Linked DNA regions of Homo sapiens: region 1 is linked to region 2. The links are chromatin contacts, found by Hi-C or POLR2A ChIA-PET in ENCODE. All regions are on one chromosome and are shown on one strand. The core of a region is the stretch at or near the end of the contact, and the rest is flanking DNA. Distances in the headings are between cores, read along the strand shown. Region 1 holds the start of CHST5 (carbohydrate sulfotransferase 5). Region 2 holds the start of CHST6 (carbohydrate sulfotransferase 6).

Region 1 (3,970 bases), core at 665-3,164, 41 kb before region 2:
CCATGCTTTACAAGGCTCTGCCTAACGACCTTGGAACTTCCATGAGGTCTTTGGTGAAAGTCCCCTAGTTCTTCCCCAGGTAGATGAGTTTTCAGTGGGATTCACATGCCATGTGAAATCTACGTGTTGGATAATTATGACTGTGTCTGGTGAATATGAAATTATTTACAGACCAGATGTTGATAGTTTCTGACTCTGAATCACAGCATAGCTGCAAGAGGTAAATAAAAAGCAAGAGGCCGGGAGCGGTGGCTCACGCCTGTAATCCCAGCACTTTGGGAGGCCGAGGTGGGTGAATCACAAGGTCAGGAGATCGAGACCATCCTGGCCAACATGGTGAAACCCCATCTCCACTAAAAATACAAAAATTGGCTGGGTGTGGCGACACGTGCCTGTCATCCCAACTATTTAGTAGGCTGAGGCAGGAGAATCGCTTGAACCCTGGAGGCGGAGGTTGCAGTGAGCCGAGATTGCGCCACTGCACTCCAGCCTGGCAACAGAGCTAGACTCCGTCTCAAAAAAAAAAAAAAAAAGAAATATAGAGGATTTTATTAACTCAGCTCCGACCCATAGCTAAGTTAAGGTTTGATGTTATTACTGAATATTTGGAGGCAGAAAGACTCCTGATTTTGCCAAATGATTAGTACAGTTTCGGCTTAAGTCAGATGAGGCCCCCCTAATATTCCATCATGTAAGGCTAATAAAGCAATTATTTCTTTTTTTTTTTTCCTTCCAACTTTTATTGTAGACTCATGGGGTATATGTATGGGTTTCGTATATAGCTAAATTGTACAACCTGGGGGTTTGGTGTACAGATTATTTCATCACCCACGTAATAAGCATAGTACCCAGTAGGTGGTTTTTCTTTTCTTTTTCTTTTTCTTTTTTTTTTTTTTTTTTGAGACAGAGTCTCACTCTGTTACCCAGGCTGGAGTGCAGCAGCATGATCTCAGCTCATTGCAGCCTCTACCTCCCAGGTTCAAGTGATTCTCCTGCCTTACCCTCCCGAGTAGCTGGGATTACGGGTGCCCACCACCATGCCCGGCTAATTTTTGTGTTTTTAGTAGAGACAGGGCTTCACCCTGGTGGTCAGGCTGGTCTCGAACTCCTGACCTCAAGTGATCCATCCGCTTTGGCCACCCAAAGTGCTGGGATCACAGCAGTTTGATCACAGAAGTTATTATGGTTGGCATTCTGGCACACATCTTTCTAATCTTTTTTGTTGTATGTAACCTTTTTAGTATCACAAACAACACTTTTATAAACCTTGTGTAGAAATCATTGTTGCTGGTTTATTTCCTTAAGATACATTCAGAAAACTTATGACCATTGTTAAGGATCTTAATTCATTGCCAAACCACAGCCAGGAAAGACTGCTAATTTCTACTCCCAGCAGCAGGGACTCCTCGTTTCAGATACCACCATGGATTAAAGGACCTCCCAATGCTCTATCCTTTTCAGATTACTGGACTCTGCCCGTTTGTTTCTTTGTTTTTGAGATGGAGTCTCGCTTTGTCACCCAGTCTGGAGTGCAATGGCCCCATCTCCGCTCACTGCAGCCTCCACCTCCGGGGTTCAAGCTATTCTCCTGTCTCAGCCTACCTAGTAGCTGGGATTACAGGCATGTGCTACCATGCGCGGCTAAATTTTGTATTTTCAGTAGAGATGGGGTTTTGCCACGTTGACCAGGCTGGTCTTGAACTCCTGACCTCAAGTGATCTGCCTGCCTTGCCTCCCAAAGTGCCGGGATTACAGTCATATGCCACCAGGCCAGGCTGAGCTGTTATTTGTAAGGGGTGGGTGGGGAGCTTTTATTTACTGAAACATATCCTGTATTCATTGGAACATGTTATCAAGCCTGCGCCTCTGGGCGGAGGCTAGGGCAGGGAGGGCACAGCTCCTAAGGCCACCTGGTCTTTCAACTCCTCCCAGCTGGGACACTGCACCGGGAGGCAGCACGGATTCCTGTGTCATCAAGGTGCCTGGGTCTTGGCTTAGGGCTGAGGTTGGGGCCTTGGGAAGGGTTTGGATTCCAAGTCCCTTGGCTGCAAGGATGCCCCCAAGAGCGAGGAGGGCCAAGATTAAGATTCGACTTCCTTCACTAGGGCCTTTGTCCTCCCAGGAGCTCCCAGGTTCTCTGGCGATTGGGGGGGTGAGGAAGGGTTACAACGTTCATTTGTGGTCAGTTAGATGAGAAGTGACTCTGCCAGCGTCCTTTGACATCCCCGGCTAAAAGGTGCGCCTCTTAGAGCCCCAGCCCACCTGGGCCCTCCTGCTCTGCCCTCGGCCAGCGCCCCTCCCCGAGACATGGCCCCTCGGTCGGGGGTGGGGAGAGGGAGCTGGGGGCAAAACCTGCTCCTTCCTTCCTTCTCCCATTTCCCTGGCTCCCGCCGGCCACCCTGGGACCGCAGCCACGTCTGAAAGCTCCTCACCAGGCAGCGCTGAAGATTGCGGGGCAGCGCCGAGGGTTGTTGGCCGGCGCGCGGGGAGTAGAGGGCGCGGGCCGCAGTGCCGGGCTCCGGAGGGAGCTCTGCGCCGGGTCCTTCCCTGTGGTAGCCCCAGGACACCCCCATCCTCAACATCCCATTCTGGGACTCCTGCCCTGTTCCCAGATTCGCTCTGCCTCGAGTCTCCAGGAGCTTCCAGTGGCTTGGTTACCCCCGACTCTTCGTCCATGCCTCTTAGAGCCCCTTTCCCAGCCTCACTGGGTGTCCCTTAATAGTCTTGGGACCTTAAGGAGCAAGTCAGCCCCTGCGGAACCTCCCAGTGAAGAGAAAGAGCTGGCTGTGCGGTGGAACTTGGAAGAGACGACGTCTGGGAGCTTTTGCTGAGCCCAGGGGGAGAGGCGTCCCTCTGGCTGCTGCTCCAGCTCTGGCAGACACGCCAAGCTTTGAGGTACTTTGGTTCTTCATTCTCCACCGGAGGTGTCCCCACACTCGGTTGGGCTGGGGGCCGGGCCAGTGGCCCAGCTGTGACGCTCCTCTGTCCTGCACCAGAGACCTGGGTTGGCGGGAAGAGCTGGGGGTGGCTTTTCCATCAGCAACGTGGAAAGTTCATCTCCCCTGCTAGCGCTGGTTTGGAAGTGTCTTGCTGGGGCTTCGGCTGCACGCGGGAATCCTCACTGCGCAGGGCAGGGGTCGGGGTGCGGGTTCTTATTCCATACTTGGGTCTCAAAGGGTGTGGCTTTCAAAAGCTCTCCATGAAATTCTTGAGAAAAAATAGCTTGGTGAGTTAATTTGCAACCAGACTCAGGGGAAGTGGAGTCGTGCCTCACTGCCTCTAGGGCCTTGATGTTAGGCTTTAGGAAAGGCCCTCTGGGCCCCAGGACAGTACAGGTGCCTAGGAAATGTTTTTTTGTTTGTTTGTTTGTTTGTTTGTTTCGAGACGGAGTCTCGCTCTGTCACCCAGGCTGAAGTGCAGTGGCCTGATCTTGGCTCACTGCAACCTGTCTCCTGGGCTCAGGTGATTTCCTGCCTCAGCCTCTGGAGTAGGTGGGATTACAGACGCCCGCCACCACACCCAGCTAATTTTTGTATTTTTACTAGAGACGGTGTTTCACCATGTTGGCCAGGCTGTCCAATTCCTGACCTCAGGTGATCCGCCCCGCTGAGGCTCCCAAAGTGCTGGGATCACAGGCGTGAGCCATGGCACTGGGCCCAAATTTTTGTTTTTGTTTTTGTTTTTTCAGATGGGGTCTCACTCTGTCACAGAGCCTGGAGTGCAATTGTGCCATCTCGGCTCACTGTAATCTCCACCTCCTGGGTTCAAGTGATTCTCCTGCCTCAGCCTCCCGAGTAGCTGGGATTATAGGCATGAGCCACTCTGCCCAGCTAATTTTAGCGATGGGGTTTCACCATGTTGGCCAGGCTGGTCTTGAACTCCTGACCTCAGGTGATCTACCCATCTTGGCCTCCCAAAACACTGGGATTACAGGCATGAGTCACCGCACCTGGCCTAATTTTTTTTTTTT
Region 2 (4,124 bases), core at 248-2,747:
GCACTCCAGCCTGGGCTACAAAAGTGAGACTCCATCTGAAAAAAAAATCAGTATCAAAATCATGAACAACACTTATATGAACCCTGTACATAAATCCTTGTTTCTGGTTTATTTCCTTAAGATAGCTCCTAGAAAGGAATTACCAATCCGAAAAGCTTACGACCATTGTCAAGAATCTTAATTCATCTTGCCAAACCACAACCAGGAAGGACTGCTTATTTCTTCTCCCAGCAGCAGGGAGTTCTTGATTAAGATCCCATCACTAATTTGACAAGACCTAGAAATGCTTCATCCTTTTCAGGTGCCTGGGCTCTGCCCTGTTATTTGTAAAGGGGATTTTTTTTTTTTTTTTTTTTGAAACAGTTTCGCTCTGTCGCCCAGGCTGGAGTGCAGTGGTGCAATCTCAGCTCACTGCAACCTCCGCTTCCTGGGCTCAAGCAGTTCTCCTGCCTTAGCCTCCTGAGTAGCTAGGATTACAGGTGCCTGCCACCACGCCCGGCTAATTTTTGTATTTTTAGTAGAGACGGGGTTTCACCCTGTTGGCCAGGCTGGTCTCGAACTCCTGACCTCGTGATCCACCCACTACGGCCCCCCAAAGTGCTGGGATTACAGGCGTGAGACACCGCGCCTGGCCGGATTTTTTTTTTTTTTTTTTGCGAGGGAGTCTCGCTTTGTCGCCCAGGCTGGAGTGCAGTGGTGCGATCTCGGCTCACTGCAAGCTCCGCCTCCCGGGTTCACGCCATTCTCCTGCCTCAGCCTCCCGAGTAGCTGGGACTACAGGTGCCCGCCACCAGGCCTGGCTAATTTTTTTGTATTTTTAGTAGAGACGGGGTTTCACTGTGTTAGCCAGGATGATTTCGATCTCCTGACCTCGTGATCCGCCCGCCTCGGCCTCCCAAAGTGCTGGGATTACAGGCGTGAGCCACCGCGCCCAGCCCTGGCCGGAAATATCTTATTTATTGAAACGTATCATGTCTTTATCTGGACCTGCTATGAACCTGCGCCTCTGGGCCTAGGCTAGGGCAGGGAATGCGCAGGAGGAGGGGAAAAGCTGCGGACCCAGCTCCTAAGGCCACCTGGTCTCTCCGCTCTTCCCAGTTGGGACACTGCACCGGGTCCATGTGTCATCCAGGTGCCGTGGCCTTGGGAAGGGTTTGGATTCCAAGTCACCTCGCCGCAAGGATGCCCCCGAGAGTGAGGAGGGTCAAGATTAAGATTCGACTTCCTTCACTAGGGCCTTTGTCCTCCCAGGAGCCCCCCTTCTCTGGGGATTTGGGGTGGGGTGGGGTACAACGTTCCTCTGTAGTCAGATGAGAGGTGACTCTGCCAGCGCCCTTTGACATTCTGGGCTAAAAGTTGAGCCTCTCAGAGCCCCAGCCCACCTGGGCCCTCCTGCCCCGCCCTCGGCCGGCGCCCCTCCCCCGAGGCGTGGCCCCTCGGTCGGGGGTGGGCCAACCGGCTCCTTCCTTCCCCCACGGCGCTAGCTCCCGCTGGCCACCTCGGGACCGCAGCCACGTCTGAAAGCGCCTCATTGTGTGCGCTCGGGCGGGCTGCACCGGGCAGCGCCGAGGGTTGCCGGCCGGCGCGCGGGGAGTAGAGGGCGCGGGCCGCAGTGCCGGGTTCCAGAGGGAGCTCTGCGCCGGGTCCTTCCCTGTGGTAGCCCCAGGACACCCCCAGCCTCAACATCCCATTCTGGGACTCCTGCCCTGTTCCCACATTCGTTCTACCTCGAGTCTCCAGGAGCTTCCAGTGGCTTGGTCACCGCCAACTCTCGTCCATGCCTCTTAGAGCCCCTTTCCCGGCCTCACCGGGTGTCGCTTAATAGTCTTGGGACCTTAAGGAGCAAGTCAGCCCCTGCGGACCCTCCCAGTGAAGAGAAAGAGCTGGCTGTGCGGTGGAATTTGGAAGAGACGACGTTTGGGAGCCTTTGCTGAGTCCAGGGAGAGAGGCGTCCCCCACCGTGCCGCTGCAGCTCGGGCAGAGCCGCCAAGCTTTGGGGTACGTTGGTTCTTCATTCTCCGCGGGGGATGTCCCCACACTCGGGTCGGCTGGGGGCCGGGCTGGTGGCACAGCTGGGGACGCTCCTCTGTCCTGCACCGGGGACCTGGGGTGGCGGGAAGAGCTGGGAGTGGCTTTTCCATCAGCAACGTGGAAAGGGCATCGCCGCTGTTGGCGCCGGTTTGGAAGTGTCTTGCTGGGGCTTCGGCTGCGCAGGAGAATCCTCACTGCGAGGGGAGAACCCCTTTTGTCTCGATACTTGAGTTTCAAAGGACATGACTTTCAAAAGCTCTCCAAGGGCTTTTTCCATAGAATTATTGAGAGACGGTAGCTTGGCGGGTTGATTTGGAACCAGACCCAGGGGAATTGGAGTCCTGCGTCACTGCTTCTGACGGCTTCATCTTGGGCTTCAGGACAGGCCCTCTGGGCCTCAGGACAGGTGCCTAGCAAATGTTGACTTTCCTTTCTCCTCCCTTTTTCACAGAGGCAAGGCAGTCAAGTTTCCCATTTTTGAGGATGGGAAAACTGAGGCCTGAAGAGCAGAAAGGAGTTGGCTGACTTAAACCCACAAGCGAGTAGGCCAAGTACCAGGGCCTCTGAGGGTGCTATGCTGCTCCGGGAGCTGGGGCTGGGCTCCTCTCCAGCCTGAGAGGCCGGAACTTTTCTGGCTTTGTTCTACAAACAGAGTCAACTGGAGTATAGAGAGCCAGAGAGTGACTTGCTCTAAGTCACACCCCTCACTGGTAGTAGAGACAGGATTTGAACCCAATCCGGCTTCAGAAGCCAAGCTTCTAAGGCCAGTCGCAGTGGTTCACGCCTGTAATCCCAGCACTTTGGGAGGCCGAGGCAGGTGGATCACCTGAGGTCAGGAGTTCAAGACCAGCCTGGCCAACATGGTGAAACCCCATCTCTACTAAAAATACAAAAATAAGCTGGGCATGGTGGTGAGTGCCTGTAATCCCAGCTACTTGGGAGGCTGAGGCAGAAGAATCACTTGAACCCAGGAGGCGGAGGTTGCAGTGAGCTGAGATTGCGGTACTTCACTCCAGTCTGGACAACAGCGAGACTCCATCTCAGAAAAAACACAAGCCAGGCCTCTAGCCATGACTTTCCAGCGTCTTCTGTTTTGTTTGCCCTTGTGGGGACCCTGTCTGTGCCTGCCACATTCTGTTGCTGGGGCACTGGGGCACCTGAATCTGGTAGAGCCATTGTCCTTGGGTTTTCCTCATTCAAAGACTTTCCCTTGGATTCATAGAATATAAGTGTGGCCCAGGAAGGAAGATTGCTAAGCAAATACTCATAAGTGCACTATGCGCCAGACTTTGTTCTGCTTTACAAATATCCACTCACTCACTCTTTCAATCAAGCCCATGAGTTGGGTTATATTGTTTCCCCCACTTTACAGATTTTTTTTTTTTTTTTTGATACGGAGTCTCGCTCTGTCACCGAGGCTGGAGTGCAGTGAAAGTGACATAATCTCGGCTCACTGCAACCTCTCCGCATCCCAGGTTCAAGCGATTCTCCTGCCTCAAATTCCTGAGTAGCTGGGATTACAGGCACCCGCCACCACGCCCGGCTAATTTTTGTATTTTTAGTAAAGATGGGGTTTCACTATGTTGGTCAGGCTGGTCTCAAACTCCTGACCTCGTGATCCGCCCTCCTCAGCCTCGCAAAGTGCTGGGATTACAGGTGTGAGCCACCGCACCTGACCTTCCAGATTTTTTTTTAACCAAGCAGGCACAGAAGGAAGTAACTTGCACAAGATCGCTCAGTAAATGGTCAAGTGGGATTCACACTCTTAACCTCAGTGCTCTATACCTACTGTCTTTAATGAGACAGACACCATTCTGCTTCTAGTGTCTTGGGCGGGGAAATGGGTCCAGAAATACATGAACAAGATTGTTCTGGGTAGTGATAATAGTATTAATAATAATTTCTCACTATCACCTATTAGTCAATATTGAAATATATCTGATTACCTCTAGGGTATCTCCTGGCAGATGTTTTTTTCAAATCAGAATCCACACAAGGTCCACATGTTGCATTTGACTATGTGTTTTTTGGTTTTGGTTTTTGTTTTTGTTTTTGTTTGAGATGGAGTCTCTCTCTGTCGCCCAGACTGGAGT

Evidence for each region. A loop is a pair of places that touch in the nucleus more often than their neighbours do. ChIA-PET counts read pairs that join two places held with the same protein, here RNA polymerase II (POLR2A). Pooled maps may share reads with other maps.
Region 1: a map with no recorded cell type shows a loop between it and region 2 (8-fold over the local background). The contact joins the promoter of CHST5 here to the promoter of CHST6 in region 2. A Hi-C loop is called at or near these places in 8 of 168 maps with a recorded cell type or tissue (K562, heart left ventricle, heart right ventricle and 4 more), 8 of 37 single-sample maps with no recorded cell type and 5 of 50 pooled maps. POLR2A ChIA-PET finds 5 or more read pairs at or near these places in 8 of 52 experiments (GM12878, H1, HEK293 and 5 more).

Annotation. Positions count from the first base shown.
Region 1 is chr16:75,534,052-75,538,021 of GRCh38, reverse strand. It overlaps CHST5 (carbohydrate sulfotransferase 5), which reads left to right and starts at 1,914. Exons shown (of 4, transcript NM_024533.5): 1 at 1,914-1,978; 2 at 2,613-2,895. TMEM231 (transmembrane protein 231) reads left to right here. Exons shown (of 7, transcript NM_001077418.3): 7 at 1-1,281.
Region 2 is chr16:75,492,814-75,496,937 of GRCh38, reverse strand. CHST6 (carbohydrate sulfotransferase 6) reads left to right here and starts at 1,497. Exons shown (of 3, transcript NM_021615.5): 1 at 1,497-1,998. RefSeq lists a silencer at 1,294-1,623 and an enhancer at 1,924-2,103.